Regions from separate parts of the Homo sapiens genome. Here region 2 is linked to region 1. The links are chromatin loops, found by intact Hi-C in ENCODE. Cell type or tissue: PC-3. All regions are shown on one strand. Links, peaks and the distances in the headings refer to the core of each region. The heading gives the core; the rest is flanking DNA.

Region 1 (5,392 bases), core at 108-5,107:
TTTAGTGCAATACTGTAAATCTTGAACATCACCATGGGACCCATATGAAATGTCACTAGTGATGCTGGAAGTGCTCCCAAGAAGCAGAGAAAAATCATTACAAAAAAAAGCTGACTTGCTTGATATGTACCGTAGATTGAGGTCTGCAGCTGTGGTTGCCCACCATTTCAAGATAGATGAATCCAGTGTAAGGACCATTGTGGTTGGGGGAGGACTTTGTGGAGCCATCACTGCAGCTACGACAGCAGGCATGAAAACCTTGAAGTTTCTGTAAAATATCTTTTTATCTTATATTTAAAATACAATGTGAGTACAGAATTGCTATAAGAAAGGCATACTCTAGTAAGACTTGAAGTCATTATATGACAACTTAAAGCAAAAGGAAGGTGAAGGATTTAAAGCTGGAGAATTTAATGTCAGCAAAGGATGGCTTGACATTTTTAGAAAGAGGTTTGGCTTCAAAAAATGGATAAGAGGAGAAGTAACTTCTGCTGACAAAGAAGTACCTTGTCAGTAAGGAACTGTCTTTTAAATTTCTTTAGATATTGAACAATGCCCCGGGTCACCCACACCAGGAGTTCAACAACAAAGGTGTCAAAGTGGTCTACTTGCCATCAAACACAATATCTCTAATTCAGATCTAGATTAGGGGGTCATAAGGACCTTTAAAGATCATTACACATGGTAATCTATAGAAAAGATTGTCAATGCTATGGAAGTAGACCTCAACTTAGAGAACACCAAGGATATCTGAAAGAATCAAATCATGGAAAACGCCATTGTTACAAAAGTAGCCATGAAAGCCATCAAGCCCAAAAAAATAAATTGATGCTAGAGAAAAACTGTGTCCAATGGTGTATATGACTTCATAGGATTTACAACAGAGTCAATCAAGGATATCATAAAAGAGACTGTGGATATGGCAAAAAAAAAAAAAAAAAAGTGGGGGGAAGTTGAAGAGTTTCAAGATACGGATCTTGGAGTAATTCAAGAGCTAACAGACACCATATCACAGGAATTAACAGAAGATGACTTGATGGAGATGAGTGCTTCCAAATCAGTGCCAGATGATGAGAAAGAAGATGTAGAATAAGTAGTGCCAGAAACAAATTCATATTAGACCATATAACAGAATGATTCCAGTTATTCAAAAGACTGCTTTTGACTTCTTTTACAACATGGACCCTTCTATGATATGGGCACTGAACCAAAAGCAAAAGGTGGAAGGATAGGTGCCATATAGAAACATTTTTAGAGTAACATTTTTAGGGAAATGAAAAATAAGACAGAAATTACAACGTATTTCTGTAAAGTTACACTGAGTATGCCTACCTCTTCTGCCATCCTTTCCACCTCCTTCATCATTTCCACCCCTGCTACCCCTGAGACAGGAAGACCAGCTCTTCCCCACCCTCCTCTTCAGCCTGCTCAGTGTGAAGACTACTAGGATGAAGATGTTTATGATGATCCACCTCCACTTAATGAACAATAAATGTATTAGTCCGTTTTCACACTCCTATAAAGAACTGCCCAAGACTGACTAATTTATAAAGAAAAGAGGTTTAATTGACTCACAGTTCTGCATGGCTGGGGAGGCCTCAGGAAACACAATCATGGCAGAAGGGGAAGCAGGCATGTCATACATGGCAGCAGGCGAGAGAGGGCACATGAGAGAGGAACTGTCAAACACTTATAAAACTAACAGGTTCCACGAGAACTCACTATCACAAGAACAGCATGGGGGAAATGGCCCCCATGATCTAATGACCTCCTAACAGGTCCCTCCCTTAACATGTGGAGATTATGGGGATTAAAATTCGAGATGAGATTTGAGTGGGGAAGCAGAGCCAAACCATATCAATGAATATATTTTCCTTATGATTTTCTTTTCTCTAGCTTACTGTGTTACAAAAATACACTGTATAATACATATAATATACAAAATACATGTTCATCAATGATTAATGTTACAGGTAAGGCTTCTGGTCAACAGTAGGCTCTTAGTAAAGTTTCTGGGGAGTCAAAAGTTATACATGGATTTTCAACTACCCGGGGGAGGGGAGTGCCTCTAACCCCCGGCACTGTTCAAGGGTTAACTGTATTTACTAAATGAATATGTATGCTTATGGAATACTGCACACTCTTCAAGCCTTGTATTCCAAGTGGATACTGCTACCTTCATTTCCCATTCTGCATTGATTTTTCAGGAGGTACATATTAAAAAAAAAACAACAACAGTAATTATTTTTTAAAAAGACATCATCCAAAAGGAATGTAGCAAAATTTAATTTTGAAACCGATATAAAATATCCTGTAGCACTCTTGTGAGTCTGCTGCAGTACCCTGGGGTGTCAGTGCACAGTTTCGGAACTGTGGCTCTACTTGAATTAAACACCTTGAGATAAGTCTTTTTATTTGAGAGAGCTAAAGCCCTTCTTGAGCATGGTTCAGAGTACTTGGAAAATGGAAGTACTTTATTCTGTATGAGGTAGCGTAAGTAAATCTGTGTATCAGGGTGGGATTCTGGAGAGCAAAGTAAGAGGATTTTATAAAGAGATGGACCCTGACAAGATGATGGCAGCTGGGTGCCCTGGAGATAAAATATGGCGAGTAAAAAATTGCCTGTGCCTGGGATGAGTGAACAACTTCAGTAATGCTGATAACTAGTAATCAGTTTTGTTTCTTATCCTATGTAGTGTTATAATCCTTCTCCATCAACTTAAACCTTCCACAAAAATTAGCTCTTTACTTCCCTAATATGTGTATAAATAATAATTTTTCTGCCCAATGAAGTTTTAATCTTTAAACTATTATCTCTTTGTCTCAAAATGCAGTGTCTAAGGTCCTATCAATTTTAATTATACAGCAACTCCTGGAACTATGTCATCCTTCCTATTAATATAACTTTAGTTGATAACTCTCATTACTTTGTAAACCCTACTGCAACACTTTCCTGCTCTGGCAAAGCTCCTTTGTTCAAAAAACCTTAAATGACTCATTTCCTAAACAATAGTAGCTCAAGTTCCTGAAGTGGCATTAAAAATCCTCTAAATCTGACAGTAATCTATCTTTCCTATATAATCTCTGATGACTCACATCCACAAAACTCTTACTTTGACCATATGGAGTTTCTAGCTAGCCTAAGTATAAATCCTGTACCTTTCTATATCCTTTCCTTTGCTGGTGATATTTATTCACTCTGTAGAATCTGCTCTTCCTTTTCTACTTGGTCAACTAAAGCAAGGACTGGCAAGTGTTTTCTGTAAAATGCCCCAATAAATATTTTAGGTTTGCAGGCCACATGGTATCTGTTGCAACCACTCAACTCTGCTATTGTAGCGTATGGCTCATAGGCCATACTTTGTTGACCTCTGAACTAAAAGGAAAGAAGAAAATACATACTAAGTAGAAATGAAAACAACAACCCAGATAAAAATAACATTGGAGATAAATATTAATAGAAAATCCATTTAGTGTGGTAATGAGAGTGTAGCTTCCTCTTAGTAACGAACTACATAAAGAAATTGAAAACTAAGGCAGATTTAGAGAGAAAGAAACGATATAATTACATTTCCTAAAGTTTTCCCTTAAAATGAGGACATCTGACTATTTTCTGAGGCTAGCACTAAATCAATACAAGTCCTTTACATTTGAGTATAACACCCAATTTCCAGGGGGTAATACATTATCTTGCTTTAATTGCTGCTGCTTTCTATCTCTAACTCCCAACCTGACTCAAATGTTTCTCCCTAGATGCCTCTGAGAATAGTTTCGTTGAAAACAGATCTTCTAGCTTCATCACAAGACAAGGTCATTTATATAATTTTTTTACAATGTGAGTGCTTTCGTCTATTGAAAGAAACAAAAAATTATCAAGTGGTAGAATGTGCTAATAATTATGCAAAAATTATTTTGAAATTTTTTTTAATTTAAAAAAGTGAATTGCAATCATAGAAGGTTGCAGTTCATAAGCCAGGCCAATGTAGACTACATTTAAAATATAGGTGCCTTCTGTGATTGTGAAAGTGCTGCAGGGAATAAACCTCTTCTAATTTAAACTATGGCTTGCTTTTTGGCAAATTACTGCAATAAACACTCTCTATGTCTACATTTCTTATATGTGGCACAAAGGAAGCTATGCTTCTTTTTGTATTTACTTTTATGTTAGTTTACTTTTAAACTAACACTTGTAGTATGTTCCCAGAAAAAAATTTAAAAAAAATAGCAATTGATAATAAAGCAGCATGCAGTAGTTTAAAAAGAAATCACTGGGCTAAAAATCCAGATACTCAAATTCTGGCCTGGGTTTGGACTAGCTACTAGGCAATCTTAGTGATATATAGTATTTAATCTTGATGAGTTTTAGTTTTTTCATTTGTGAAAAACAGGAGATTGGGTTGGATGACCTTGAGAAACACCTTCATTTCAAAAATTCTAGAATTCAGTTAAGTCTTAAATCAACTGATTTCTTTAAAAAATTGAGGTAAAATTCACATAAAATTATATTCACAGTGTTGTGCAACCATGACCTCTATCTACTTCTCAACATTTTTAGCACCCCAAGAAGAAACCCTATCTTCCCATTAAAAAGTTATTCCCCATTCCTCACTCCCCACAAGTCCCTGGCAACTACCAATCTGCTTTTGTTTCTGTGGATTTACCTATTATGGATACTTCATATAAATGGAATCATACAATATGTGATCCTTTATGTCTGGCTTCGTCCATTTTCTTGATATTGAGGTTCACTCACATTCTATCATGCATCAGTACTTTATTCTTTTTTATGAACGAATGATATTCCATTGTATGGATCTATCACAATGTATCTTCCTGCTTGTGGACATTTGGGTTGTTTCCATAACAATTTTTTTGCATAATATTTTCAGAAGCCATAAATAACATAAAAACATGTACACATCAAAGGTGCACTTTTAAAAAAGATTTAAAGGGATATTCTGAATAGGGAGTCCCTTTTATCCAGAAATTGACAAATCTTGGTGAGCCAGAAATGAAACTAATTGTAACTTCTGATTCATGAAACTAATAATTGAGGTTTTAGTGGAAATTTTATAAACACGAAATTTTATATATGATGAAGAAGTTTAAGAAATACATGGATCAGGCTCTGAAAGAGAAGCAGAGAATACAAGTGATCTTGAAGTACCTAATTGAAGATGATTCTTCTTTTTGGCCATATTTTATCATAAAGTGATTTTAACTGTTTTAACTTAACAGAACACAAAACAGTGATTTTTCTCCAGTTACTACCAGACACAGTTGTTTTAAATCTGAGTTAAAAATGGCAAAAATGCAATGATTTTTTTCTGTGTAATTGTTTTGGCTCTCTGAAGTTTGCATTGTTTATTTCTATGAAAGTATCACTTTATAA
Region 2 (5,392 bases), core at 146-5,145, 90 kb before region 1:
TTTTACTCCAGCGAATTTCAGTGGTTTTTTTTTTTTTTTTTTTGAGATGGAATTTCGCTCTTGTTGCCCAGGCTGGAGTGCAATGGTGCGATCTTGGCTCACTGCAACCTCTGCCTCCTGGGTTCAAGTGATTCTCCTGCCTCAGGCTTCTGAGTAGCTGGGATTACAGGTGCCCGCCACCACACCCAACTAATTTTTGTATTTTTAGTAGAGACGGGGTTTCACCATGTTGGCCAGGCTGGTCTCGAACTCCTGACCTCAGGTGATCCACCCACCTTGGCCTCCCAAAGTGCTGGGATTACAGGCGTGGGAGCCACCACACCCGGCCATATAGCCTATTTTTTTAATCTGTTGAACTGATATGGCGATGGGCGCGGTAGCTCACGCTTGTAATCCCACCACTTTGGGAGACGGAGGCGGGCGGATCATGAGGTCAGGAAATCGAGACCATCCTGGTTAACACAGTGAAACCCCGTCTCTACTAAAAATACAAAAAATTAGCCGGATGTGGTGGCGGGGGCCTGTAGTCCCAGCTACTCGGGAGGCTGAGGCAGGAGAATGGAGTGAACCCGGGAGGCGGAGCTTGCAGTGAGCAAAGATCACGCCACTGCACTCCAGCCTGGCGTGACAAAGCCAAACCCCCTCCCCAAAAAAAAAAAAAAAAAAAAAGGTATTTTTCATTTCTCAAAGTCATTTTGAAATCTAATCTCCTCTTCCAACATGTTAGAATGTGTGAGAGAAAGCTGTGTGCTTTATAGTAAAGAGCACCAGACATAGAGAGCTGAGCTCTGGTTCTGGCTACATAATGTATTAGCTATATGACTTTGAAAAAGTCATAGAGCCTTTTTTTTTTTTTTTTTTTTTGAGATGGAGTTTGGCTCTTGTTGCCCAGGCTGGTGTGCAATGGTGCAATTTCAGCTCACTGCAACCTCCACATCCTGGTTCAAGCAATTCTCCTGCCTCAGCCTCCCAAGTAGCTGGGATTATAGGCATCTGCCACCATACCTGGCTATTTTTTTGTATTTTAAGGGGAGATGGGGTTTCACCATGTTGGCCAGGCTGGTCTCGAACTCCTGATGTCAGGTGATCCACCCACCTTGGCCTCCCAAAGTGCTGGGATTACAGGCGTGGGAGCCACCACACCCGGCCATATAGCCTATTTTTTTAATCTGTTGAACTGATATGGCAATACATGCCCTACCTATCTCTCAAGGTTTGTGCAAGTATGAATGTATTACTGATATGTTGGGAAAGGTTTTATAAACTGTGAGCATTTTATAAATGTAGAAATATGGTTTTATTGTCATTGGTGATCACATTGTCTTCCAAATCAAAGAACATACTCTCTTCATTCTTTTTTTTTTTTTTTACCTATTTGTATCTTTGAATTGAAGATACATCTCTTTCAGACAGCATATAGTTAGACCTCAGTTTTTTTATCTAGTCTGAGAATTTCTGCCTTTTTATCATATTATTTACTCCAGATTAACATTATTATTAATGCAGTTGAATTAATATCTGCCATTTGCTATTTGTTTTCCATATGTCATATTTTAAAAAAATATGTTCTATCCCTTCTTTACCTCCTTGCTTTGTATGAAATAGGTATTTTCAGATGTAGCATTTTAATTTTTTTTTTATTTCTTCTGTTACACACACTTCATTTGAATTACTAGTAGTGTTACTATTACTAGAAATTTTTTTTAATCATACTTTAATTTCTGGGATACCTGTGCAGAACATGCAGCTTTGTTACAGAGGTATACGCGTGCCATGGTGGTTTGCTGCAGCCATCAACCTGTCATCTACATTAGTTATTTCTCCTGATGATATCCCTCCCCAACCCCCCACCCCACAACAGGCCCCGGTGTATGATGTTGCCCTCCCTGTGTCCATGTGTTCTCATTGTTCAATTCCCACTTACGAGTGAGAACATGCAGTGTTTGGCTTTCTGTTCCTGTGTTAGTTTGCTGAGAATGATAGTTTCTAGCTTCATCCATGTCCATGCAAAGAACATGAACTGGATTCCTAAAGGATCTAGAACAAGAAATACCATTTGACCCAGCAATACCATTACTGGATATATACCCATAGGATTATAAATCATTCTGATATAAAGACACATGCCCATATATGTTTGCTGCAGCACTATTCACAATAGCAAAGGCTTGGAACCAACCCAAATGCCCATCAATGATAGACTGGATAAAGAAAATCTTTATTCTATTTTTAACCAGCTGGTTATACAAAGGTTAAGCAATCCTGTCACAGTCTACCTAGTTCTGTAGAAAACCAACTGTAGTGTTTCCACACATTGAGTCATCTAGCCATACCATTTTGTTTTGTTTTCCAAATAGAAACTCCTTTAATAGTTATGCTGTTTATATGATGTGTCAGTGCCAGATTGATCTCATATGCTGTCCCCACTAACTCCATTCCAGTCACACTGGCCTTCTGTCAGTTCCTGGAGTACATAGTACATTAAGTTCTCTCTCGTTCAGAGACTTTTATAGTCCTGTTCTCTCTGTTTGAAATTTGTTTTGCTGTTTGTGTCGCTTTTTTTTTGTCATTGCTAGATATTCATATTTTTAGGGTCATTCCATAGCCATCATAGCTAAAATGGGAACCCTTCCCACATGCTCTTTCATGGTACACTCTCTGGTCACTTCCACCTTGTCTTGGGGTCTATCAAAGTGGTATGTACATAGTAAGAACTCAGTAAATATTTGTTGAATAAATAAATGATTAAATGAAGAGAATTAGAAGACTAGCTTATTGCTTTCCCTTAACTGAACTGTTCTAAAATTGTCCTCTTTTGGGGTTCAGGCACCTACAAAAACAACACTGCACTCTCTTAGCCAGCAGGGCCTGATTTAGGGTCTTATTTTCAGAAACTCTGAAACTCTGAGTGATCATTCATTGCACTATTTATATTTGTGAAGAACACAGGAACCTAAAAGTCACCTAAGGTAATTCTTTGGTAATCAACACTGCCTGAATACATTCTCTGTAGACTTTCTATCCATGCTGATCAATGAAACTTTCTGTGATGATGCATATGTTCTATCCTGCATTATCCAATAAAGTAGTCATTAGCTACATAGTCTATAGAGTACTCAATATGTGCCTAGTATGACTGAAGGACTGAATTTAAAATTTTACATTTGATCTTAGCCAAAAGGCCAAGAAGTGATGAATTTTAAATTTTATTTAATTTTAATTAATCCTAATTTAAATAGCCACATGTGGCTAGTAGATGCTGTATTGGATAGCACAATTCCATACTTTTCTCTTTCAGTGGTGTAAGATGAAAGAATCCTCATTGGTCAGAGAAAGACTACAAGTCTAGGATCTTCTGGGTAGTCAGGGGCTATGGAGGAAGTGAAAAAGGCGAAAAGGATTGCTTTGTTTCCCCTATGAGCAGAAGTATTATTCTTAGAGATCTAAAATTTAAAAAAAATCTAAAATTTATTACTTGGAGTAAAAGGAAATAAATGATCCAATAGAGAAGGTATGAATTCTCTTCATCATTTGTCATTTACTCAGTTGCAGAGACAATGAAAAGATAGAGAATATATATATTTAGGTTTTGAGGTATTTTCTTCACTTTATTTAAATCAATTTTCAATAGTTTAAAAAAGGCTTTATAATGAAACATGCTTTTGAGCACCTTATTTTTATTTATGTTCTAAAAATACGAACATTTAATCAGTTCGGCTCAAGAAAAGCTAGATTTAAAAACACACTCCAGTCTGAACTGATTTTCTAGAATAATAAAAGGCCTTATAAAACTTTTTACCCCAAGAATTGTCATTTTAAATTCTTAGCAGGTCTGTCATTTAAATCAGGCACTATGCAATTTTCCATCACCTATATATATAAAAAAATCCTCTCTTATGCTTTGTGTTCTGCCCAGCTCCAGTTTTTATCTCATTCTCCAGTGCTCTCCTAAGCTGCTGCTTCTCACTGAAAACTGCCGAATTCAGTTTAAAGATTTTTTTTTTTACAAAAGTAAAATTTGCAGAGAAGCTAACCAGAATAATAATCAATTAAAAAAAAAATGCCACTGAGAATATTTCCTGACGAATAAACACTGGTTATTTTTAGAGGCGCTTGGATTGGTCTGTCAGCAGCCAGATCACTAGTGGCAATACTCAGTGGCTTTTGGAACTGATTGGGATTTATAGGAGAAAATGAGGGTAGGACAGCGGCACTGATGGAAGGAAAAAATACTCACCTTTCCTTTCTTTTAATCTTTTCACTTCTTTCTTCTCATTCATGCTCCAAATTTAGAGTCAAAATTAAAGTTAGAAGGGATAAAATGCAGATTTTTGTCTAGTTTGTCACACTAGCCAAGAGTATTAATGCATTTTCACACAGAAAACTATTAAGATAAAGTGATTTATTTTTGTTTTATTCCTTAAGAATACCAAGTTTCAAACCTATGCTCTGCCATTTCTGTCTAATGACCTAGGAAACTTTAGTGACATTATAAAATCATTGAATTTCTCTAGATAGTGTTCCATACATGGATTACATTTGATTAAAAATATCTATTTGAGGGTACCCTACTCATGGTTCAAATATATTCTGCAATGCTTGTGATGGTTTTGGGAATCTACGAAGAGACACATCAAGACACTATGTGCTTTATTTAGTCTAACATATCACTGTCAATATCACTGACAGAGCAGTTTTGCTATGTCAGGAGGTAATAAGGTATGTGATTATAATCATTATCATTTTGCTTATATGCTGTAATCAATTATGGCAGATTTATGGCAAAAACAATTCAAGAATCAGTAAGTAAGAACTAATGGAAAGGTGAATATAGTGCTAGTTAATGGAAAATAGAAAAAGTAGTTTGTTGCTATGACTGAATGTAAACCAGGCACATGAAAAGCAAGTAGCTCAAGGGGGAAATAAAAGTATTAATCAGGCTTAATAAACTATTTTTTAAAAACTGCTATGTAGATACTACAGGATCATGATCATGTTATATAACAAATTATATTTCTAAGTATCTGCAAAATTGGTTATTTTATAGAACCAAAAATACATTTTTTATGGTAACACAGTAAACTGACAGGATACAAATGTATGTTCTGAAAGTTTTCTTCTATGGAGAATTCTGATGTATCAACAGATAATATAATTTTTGTAATATTAAAACTTAAAATCAGTAAAACTTTAAAAAATTCCTGAAAATTTTTATTTATATTCTCATGATCAAAACATTTGACTTTTTAATTGAATATTCCCATGATTACATTTTGTCCTACATATAATTGCCAGTTTGGGAAATTAAAATGTGAAACTTAAATTAGAAAAAAACCCACCACTTGGAAATCCTTTTTCTAAATGTGACTTAAACCTAGATTTACTATAATAT

What was found. A loop is a pair of places that touch in the nucleus more often than their neighbours do. Peaks named below come from ENCODE experiments on the same cell type or tissue, not always from the same donor. Only the 100,000 strongest peaks of a DNase experiment are listed, where the experiment ranks them.
Region 2: it touches region 1 in a loop (3-fold over the local background); 2 of 110 quality-filtered maps call a loop at or near these places.

Annotation. Positions count from the first base shown.
Region 1 is chr10:74,501,068-74,506,459 of GRCh38, reverse strand. The region is part of intron 6 of ADK (adenosine kinase); the gene reads right to left. Among named protein-coding and RNA genes, the nearest start is that of ADK-AS1, 26 kb to the left of the region's middle. In PC-3, for the core only: no CTCF peak of the experiment used is centred there; a DNase peak (open chromatin) is centred at 3,039; H3K4me3 peaks cover 561 bases; H3K27ac peaks cover 2,213 bases.
Region 2 is chr10:74,590,649-74,596,040 of GRCh38, reverse strand. The region is part of intron 8 of ADK (adenosine kinase); the gene reads right to left. It overlaps LOC124902457 (a long non-coding RNA gene), which reads right to left. Exons shown (of 2, transcript XR_007062199.1): 1 at 4,238-5,392; 2 at 694-3,370. Among named protein-coding and RNA genes, the nearest start is that of ADK-AS1, 64 kb to the right of the region's middle. In PC-3, for the core only: no CTCF peak of the experiment used is centred there; a DNase peak (open chromatin) is centred at 2,360; H3K27ac peaks cover 619 bases.